Linked DNA regions of Homo sapiens: region 2 is linked to region 1. Evidence: read pairs that join two places in POLR2A ChIA-PET (ENCODE). Cell type or tissue: OCI-LY7. All regions are shown on one strand. Links, peaks and the distances in the headings refer to the core of each region. The heading gives the core; the rest is flanking DNA. Region 1 has its middle 11 kb from the start of CD84. Region 2 overlaps CASQ1 (calsequestrin 1).

Region 1 (4,398 bases), core at 249-4,248:
GCTCTGTTGTTCAGGCTGGAGTGCACTGGCATGATCTCGGCTCACTGGAACCTCTGCCTCCTGATTCAGGCGATTCTCCTGCCTCAGCTTCCTGAGTAGCTGGGATTACAGATGTGCACCACCACATCCGGCTAATTTTTGCATTGTTAGTAGAGATGGGGTTTCGCCGTGTTGGCCAGGCTAGTCCTGAACTCCTGATCTCAGGTGATCTGCCCACCTCGGCCTCCTAAAGTGTTGGGATTACAGGCATGAGCCACTGCGCCCAGCCAAAATGTTTTCATTCTTATGCAGTTTTCTCAACTACCTAGTGTATGGGGTCATGAACTTAGAGGTTATTTATCTAATGGATTGTGCTTTTCTAGTTGACTCAAAAACACGATCAGCAGCAGCATGTGAGTAACCTAACATGATAAATATCAGGACGGGAAGGGCTAAATTTTGTGACAATTTTGGTATTCTCAACATGCAAGCTGAATTGAAGGACCTAATTACTTTCTCTGTATCAGCATAAGGAAATCTATTTTGGGGTAATGTAAAACAAAGAAGCTTGGATTTAACTGTTGGTCAGAAAGACCATGAAATGTCAGCTAAGGCTTACTGGCATTTTCTCCAATTACTTAGGGAAAACAATGAAAAGAACAGCAAGTCCCCTACACACACACACACACACACACACACACACACACACAAACACATATGCGCACACACATTTCTTAGGTTATTTGCTCAGAGACAATTATTAGCATCTAATCCATATCTTCAAAGCATAGAGAAAGGTTCTGCTTTTAAATAAAAACATTTTTCCCTTCCTTCTTCCTTCTCTTGCTTCCTCTTTTTCATTCCTATTTTTTCAAAACTGATTTGAAAAGAAGATAACCAAATTAATAAGACTCATGTTAGTTTAAAAAGACATTCTTAATAATTCCAGTAATCTTGTATAGAGAGATATAGCTGAAAAACTAATACAACTATGTACCAGAATTATACTATTTTTGTTATTCTATTTATGTTACTATTTATGCTTACAAAAAAGACAAATAAAGATCTAATAATATGGGAATTAAGCAGAATAAGGAAGAGAAAAACTAACGTGTCTACCAGAAGGTTGCAACTGTGGCTTTGAATGAAAAGTCAATCTTCTGGTTAGTTGGACTCTATCCCTTTACCTCCATCCTGCATCATCAATTGCTGCCTCATTACTGGGCAACAACACAAACACACATAGATATATACTTTATAACCTAGTTGCAAAAATAATATCTCCTGACCTCGCTTCTTCCACTATACACTGTCTCATTTTCTTTGCTCTTATTAAAAGCAAAACATATTAAAAAATAAATATATTGTCATCTCTCCACTTCCTTACTTCACTTTATTTTATTTTTAGCCTTCTCCAATACAGCTCCTGAGTCCACTAAGGCTCCTTCTATCAAGTTTATCAGTGATCTCTATAGAACTCTATTGGTCAGTTCTTTATTCTCCTCTTTCTAGAGTAAATATAATTTTTTTTCTTTTTTTTGAGACAGAGTCATGCTCAGTCACCCAGGATGGAGTGCAATGGTGTGATCTTGGCTCACTGCAACCTCCACCTCCCATGTTCATGTGATTCTCCTGCCTCAGCCTCCTCAGTAGCTGGGACTACAGGCACCCGCCACCACACCTAGCTAATTTTTGTATTTTTAGTAGAGACAGGGTTTCACCATGTTGGCCGGCTGGTCTCAAACTCCTGACCTCAGGTATCCACCTGCCTTGGCCTCCCAAAGTGCTGGGATTACAGGAGTGAGCCACTGTGCCTGGCCTAGAGTAAAGATATAATTTATTATCCAAACAAGGAGATGTTTGGGATAAAGAAGCACTAGACTAATTGTTATTTGATTTTTTGAAATATTAATATATTGGGTGAAAAATATATTTTTATTAAATTGGTAAACTGGTAAAATAGTTTTATTAAAGACATTTTCATAAATAAAATTATTTCTAAAAATAAACATAAAATATATTTATGTTTATTGAGGTAAGATCAAAATTTTATTTATTACTACTTATATATTAAACTATATTTATATTATTGGTCATCTGCACATCAACAACAACATAATTAGAATAATTATTCCTGGTACATAGGCACACAGTTGCAGTTTTTTAGCCGTATCTGTCTCTCATACAAAGTCACTGGATTATTTTTCTAAAAATGTACTTTTTAACTAACTTTGATCTTATTACTTTAATTATCTTATAAAATTACCTGTAAGCTTCTTCAAATTTGCGTTTTGTGGTTATTTAATGGCAGCCACCATTCTGTGGTGAGCTAGATTTTCCACTTGCCTTGCAGAGCCCTTCACCCTCCTGCAGACTAAGTAGCTGGTGCCTGGTGTGTGAGGAAGCATGGTGGCTGGAGCCAAGGTCACAGTTGCAGAGGCAGTGGTGCAGCCTATAGCCAGGGCTTGGGGAGAGATAACTTTGCTGGACAAATGTATTGGTGCCTTAAATGGCTCTTCTTTATAGACTCAATATTTTAAATTGAGAAACTAATTTCTCTGTAAGTGCTGGGGTACTTGGTAAGCTCCGAGTAAATTCTGCTAAACGGAAGATATTCTGTATTTTAGTCTGTTTGGGCTGCTATAACAAAATACTATAAACCGAGTGGCTTGTAAACAACAAACATTTACTTCTCACAGTTCTAGAGGTTGGGAAGTCCAAGATAGGGGTTGGCAGATTCAGTGCCTAGTGCAAGCCTATGTTCTCATAGAAGACACCTTCTCTCTGTGTCCTCACATGGTAGAGGAGAAGAGCTAGCTTTCTGGGGTCTCTTTTATCTATTTTTTTAAAGTTTTATTTTATTTTAAATTGACAAATAATAATTATATATATTATAAAGTACAATGTGGTGTTTTAATACATATATACAATATGGAGTTATGAATTTAGGCTAATTAGCATATCCGTCACCTCAAATATTTATCATTTCTTTGTGGTGAGAACATTTGAAATCCTGTTTTAGCTATTTTGAGATAAACAATATATTATTATTATTATTATTATTATTATTTTTGAGATGGAGTCTTGCTCTGTTGCCCAGGCTGGAGTACAGTGACACAATCTCAACTCACTGCAAGCTCCGCCTTCCAGGTTCACGACATTCTCCTGCCTCAGCCTCCTGAGTAGCTGGAACTACCTGCTCCCGCCACCACGCCCGGCTAGTTTTTTGTATTTTTAGTAGAGACGGGGTTTCACCGTGTTAGCCAGGGACAATATATTATTATTATAGTCACTGTGCTGTGCAATAGAGCACCAGAATTTGTTACTGCTAACTAAAACTTTGTTCCCATTGACCAACGTCTTCCTTTTCCCCATCAACCCCCACAATCCCCAGACTCTGATAACCACTATTCTACTCTCTACTTCTATGAGTTCACCTTTTTTAGATTCCACATACAAGCGAGATCATATGGTATTTATCCCTCTGCACCTGGCTTATATCACTTAACATAATGTCCTCTAGGTTCATGACAGAATTTTCTGTTCTTTTGGTTTTGTTTGTTTTTTGGGGGGTGGAATAGTATTCTATTGTGTATATGTAGCACATTTTAAAAATCTGTTTGTGCACTGATGGACACGTAAGTTGTTTCCATATCTTGGATATTGTGATCAGTGCTGCAATGGATATGGGAATGCAGACATCTCTTTGATATACTGATTTCAGTTCCTTTGAGTATGTGCCCAGTAGTGAGATTGCTGAATCATGTGTTAATTTTCTATTTAGTTTTTTTGAGGAACCTTTATACTGTCTTCTAAAATGGCTGGAGAAAAAATTTACAATACCACCAACAGTGTATAAGTATTCCCTTTTTCTACATCCTTGCCAACACTTATCTTTCATCTCTTTGGTAATAGCCAATCTAACAGGTATGAGGTGATTGCTCATTTTGTTTTTAACTTGCATTTCTCTTATGATGAGAGATGTTATGTGGTTTTTCATGTATCTGTTGACCATTTGTATGTCTTTTTTAAATAAATGTCTACTCAAGTCATTTGCTCATTTTTAGTAGGCTTATTTGTTTCTTGTTATTGAGTAGTTTGAGTTCCTTATATATATTTTGGATTATTAACCCCTTATCCAATGTATGTTACCAATATATTCTCCCTATCTGTGGTTTGTCTCTTCACTCTGTTAATTGTTTCCTTTGCTGTGCAGAAGCTTTTTAGTTTGATGCAATCCCATTTATTCATTTTTGCTTTTGTTGCCTATTCTTTTGGTATCATTTCTAAGATATCACTGCCCAGGCCAATATTAAGGAGCATTTTCTCTATGTTTTCTTCTATTAGTTTTAGAGTTTCAGGTTTTACATTTAAGTCTTAATCCATTTTGAGTTGATTCTTACATAAGGGGTGAGATAG
Region 2 (4,398 bases), core at 67-4,066, 390 kb before region 1:
GTTGAGGCCTTGCCAGATGGCTTTGTTGTAGGCTACAAGCTGTCTGTGCCCTGGGCCTGACCTAGAGGCAGCCTTTGCTACAGGACCCTCTGGAGGGGGCATCCTTCTAACCCACTGAGTAATGACACTCTGTCTGTCTCTTCTAGATCAACCCTGAGGAAACTGAAGCCGGAGAGTATGTATGAGACCTGGGTGAGTGCCCCTGGCCAGGGTCAAGCCCTCAGGGAAGCATGGGTGCCAGAAGACTCAAGTCCTAGAAAAACCCCACCCTACTGCTCCTCAGGCCCATTTTTAGAAAAAACAGTGCACTGACCAGCTGGGTGTGGTGGCTCATGCCTGTAATCCCAGCACTTTGGGAGGCCAAGGTGGGTGGATCACGAGGTCAGGAGATCGAGACCATCCTGGCTAACACAGTGAAACCCCATCTCTACTGAAAATACAAAAAAAATAGCAGGGTGTGGTGGCGGGCGCCTGTAGTCCCAGCTACTTGGGAGGCTGAGGCAGGAGAATGGCTTGAACCCAGGAGGCGGAGCTTGCAGTGATCCGCCACTGCACACCAGCCTGGGGGACAGAGTGAGACTCCGTCTCAAAAAAAAAGAAAAAAGAAAAAACAGTGCACTAGCAGCAACTGAAAGATTTCTACACTGAAGAATGTGTGAGGAAATGGGAGACAGACATAATTGAAGATGACAAGGGAAGAGCCTCAAGCCTGGGGATAAAGGGATTATCAGAGGAAGTGTGGGGCCTTGGAGCTGAAAGGAGTGTCACTTGGAAAAAGGTCACCATCACAAGAATATATATGGCCAGGCGCAGTGGCTCACGCCTGTAATCCCAGCACTTTGGGAGGCTGAGGCAGGCAGATCATCTGAGGTCAGGAGTTTGAGACCAGCCCGATCAACAAGGTGAAACAATGTTGTACTAAAAATACAAAATTAGCCAGGTGTGGTGGCGCATGGCTGTAATCCCAGCTACTCAGGAGGCTGAGGCAGGAGAATCGCTTGAACCCGGGAGGCGGAGGTTGCAGTGAGCCGAGATCGCGCCATTGCACTCTACCCTGGGGGACAGAGTGAAACTCTGTCTCAAAAACAAAAAAAAACAAACCCCAAAAAACGAAAGAATATATCTGGTCCTGAAGCTGGATTTCCACAAAATTGAGGTTCAATGAACATCTAGGATCTGTTCTGGGCTCCTCAACTTCAGGGAGTATAGTAAGGTCTTCTCCAAAACCCTGTTCTCCTTCTTACCCCCTGACAGGAGGATGATATGGATGGAATCCACATTGTGGCCTTCGCAGAGGAAGCTGATCCTGGTGAGGGAGGAATACCGGGTTGGACTGGAGGGAAGGCAGGGGGAGGTGGGTGTGTTTATTGGAGCATGGGCCTCACTAGGAGGCTTTCCTGGGAGTTTGCAAACAGCCTAGGGCTAGACATGTGAAGCTTGGGGAGCAGGGAGGTAGCTCTGCACTCCTGTTTCACCTGGGTCCCTTTCCTCTCTACACACCTCATACCTTGTACTTGTGTTCCCTCCAAGATGGTTTCGAGTTCTTAGAGACTCTCAAGGCTGTGGCCCAAGATAACACTGAAAACCCAGATCTTAGCATCATCTGGATTGACCCTGATGACTTCCCCCTGGTAAGAGGCACAGCTCAGGCACTGCTATCTTAAGGTGGGGCCTTGGACTGTGACATCTTCTTAGTGAGGGCTTTGTTTCAGAGGTCCCATCCCCACCTCCTAGCTGGGGGGCCCTGGGAGGGTATGCGTGTTGCATGCTTAAGGGCACTGTTGGCATGGAGGGCATCCTGAGCAAGGGGAAACAGGACGGACATCACACACATTCCCAGAGCAGAGGCTGGATGGGTAGCTCAGGTGCTAGGGCTGACTCCTAAAGAAAACCAATGTTGTGAGGCACAATAGTCCTGCACATGGGTATACACACTCAATCATAGAATCATAGCACAGAGATTCCCTGTTTCAGGAGATGATTTTGTTCTCAGCTACATTCCCAACACCTAGCACTCGCTGTTGAATGAGTAACTGAAAGAACAAAGAGAAACGTGAGAAACATTGGCACTTACCAGGTATACTTGCCTTATTTTAGAAATGTAAGATCTGAGGGCCAGAGAGAAGTGACTTGACCTTGAACACAAGGATCTGATCCAGGATCAGAACAGGGTTTCCTATCCAGTTTTCCTCAGAAAAGAGGGGCCAGTGCACCCAGCTGACCCTCCCGATTCTCTCCCTTTAGGATTTCTCCTCTTTTGTTGTTTAGTTCTACCCTTGCCTTGATGCCCTCACAGGTGGACCTGTCCCCATCCACTGCCAGTTCGCACTGTCCCCTCTCCATCCCTGGGCTGACCCTCACACTCATCCTCCTGGATTCATGTGCTCCCTAGTATCTATTAAGTTGCTGTATTTTGATCTCTCTACAGCTGGTCCCATACTGGGAGAAGACGTTTGACATCGACTTGTCAGCCCCACAAATAGGAGTCGTCAATGTTACTGATGTGAGTTTCCTGTCCTCATCCCGGGTTGACCCCCGACTCTACTTCCTAGCATAGCTAGCTCTCCTCCTCTCTGCTAACTAGGAGTTGGGCCCTTCTCACAGGACGCAGACATGCCCAGTCTAGTGGCTGGATGGAGGGGGAGACTTAGGATCTGAATGTGGCCCTGTCCCACATGTTGGAATCAGTGGCTCATCCTTCAAGGCCCAGTTCAAATTCTTTCTCCTCTGTGAAGTCTTTCCAGATCTCCCATTTAAAATCATTCCCTCCCTGGCACTCCCAGGGCTCAATAGCCATTGAGAACATGACATTTAAATGGCTATTTATGTATTATGTGTGTCTCTTCCAGTAGATTTTTGAGCTTGTTCAGGGCAGAAGTCTTCTTATGCACACACAGTAGGTGCTTCAAAACTGCTAAGTTGAACTGAATGAGCCACAGTCTCTGCTTTCATAGAATTCTCAGACTAATTAGAGAGGCAAGTGTTCCATTAACTACAAGGCCAGATCTGATAAACTTTATAATAACGATACAAATAAGACACAGGATCACATTGATTTCTGCTTGACAGAATCAGAGAAAAGTTTAAGAAAAAGTGATATTCAAAATGGAGATTCTACAATGTATACGATTTCAACAAGTGATGATTCAGGGAAGTCATTTCCAAACTGAGGAAAAAGCAAGATCAAAAGTTAAAAACAGGAAAATGAATATCAGGTTCCCGGAAAAGGCAGGTGGATTTTTATGGTTGAGAGTCTAGAGATCACTGAGAATGGTACTAGAAAAGCAGGTTATGAAAAGCCCTGGGGCCAGGGTAGTGGCTCAGGCCTGTAATCCCAGCATTTTGGGAGGCCAAGGTGGGAGAATCACTTGAGGCCAGGTGTTCAAGGCTGCAGTGAGCCATGACTGCCCCTCTGCGCTTCAGCCCGGGCAATAGAGTGAGACCATGTCTCTTTTAGAAAAGAAAGAAAGAAAGAAATGTCCTGAATGCCGAAGAGTTGCTAACTTTATTCTTATAAGCCATGAAGAGCTACCAGTGGTTTTGCACCAAAGGCATAATAGGGAAGTTCAGTGTGGCAAGAGCACGGGAGACAGATTGAAGGGAGAAGGTCTATTTGCCAATCCAACTTTTCTTCCCACTCTCACCTGTCACTATTCTAACCCATAACCCATACCTTCACCTGGACAGTTTCCCTGGCCTTTGGCAGATGAAAGGAAGGGACTGAGAATGTAGGGAAGGATGTACAGAGTCCAGTGAGTGGGAAGACAGATCCTAAGACCCGGGTTGGACTTAGCTTCCGTCCCTGCCTGTGCCATCTCCTAGGCGGATAGCGTATGGATGGAAATGGACGATGAGGAGGACCTGCCTTCTGCTGAGGAGCTGGAGGACTGGCTGGAGGATGTCCTGGAGGGCGAGATCAACACAGAGGACGATGACGATGATGATGATGACTAGTTGCTATGGCAACCATCTTTCAGCCCCACTGGTCTTTTCATGCTCTCTCCTGCCTTCCCTTGTCCTTCCCTGAGTTCCTCCAGGGAGACTAGGTTATTCTCTGCCATAGAGCTAACTGGGGTCTATATGCTGGGTGCTGAGACACTGATCCCCCTCATTTGATGAGCAAATGAGCTACTTTTCCCTAGACACCAGGCCAGCTCTCTCTTATCTGACTTCTGTTTCTTATCCCATAACTTACTTGTATCTATTATGTGTCTCTTCCATCACTCTCCATACTCTTTCTTGTGATTCTCCTCTAGCCATATATATGGGCCCCATCTCTGTTCTGTTCCCTCCATCTATGCACAGCTTTCCCCCACTCTCTCTAATCCTGTATCTTTCTGACTGTCCTGTCCTTGGCCAGAAGGAAGGGAGAATACTGTGTTTGGGACTGTATCTCAG

What was found. ChIA-PET counts read pairs that join two places held together with the same protein. Peaks named below come from ENCODE experiments on the same cell type or tissue, not always from the same donor. Only the 100,000 strongest peaks of a DNase experiment are listed, where the experiment ranks them.
Region 2: POLR2A ChIA-PET joins it to region 1 with 5 read pairs; 2 of 35 experiments call an interaction of 5 or more read pairs at or near these places.

The regions. Positions count from the first base shown.
Region 1 is chr1:160,588,331-160,592,728 of GRCh38, forward strand. No RefSeq gene overlaps it. Among named protein-coding and RNA genes, the nearest start is that of CD84, 11 kb to the left of the region's middle. In OCI-LY7, for the core only: no CTCF peak of the experiment used is centred there; a DNase peak (open chromatin) is centred at 2,357.
Region 2 is chr1:160,197,423-160,201,820 of GRCh38, forward strand. It overlaps CASQ1 (calsequestrin 1), which reads left to right. Exons shown (of 11, transcript NM_001231.5): 7 at 147-192; 8 at 1,255-1,309; 9 at 1,531-1,631; 10 at 2,429-2,503; 11 at 3,823-4,398. The coding sequence ends at 3,954. Among named protein-coding and RNA genes, the nearest start is that of PEA15, 5.8 kb to the right of the region's middle. In OCI-LY7, for the core only: no CTCF peak of the experiment used is centred there; no DNase peak of the experiment used is centred there.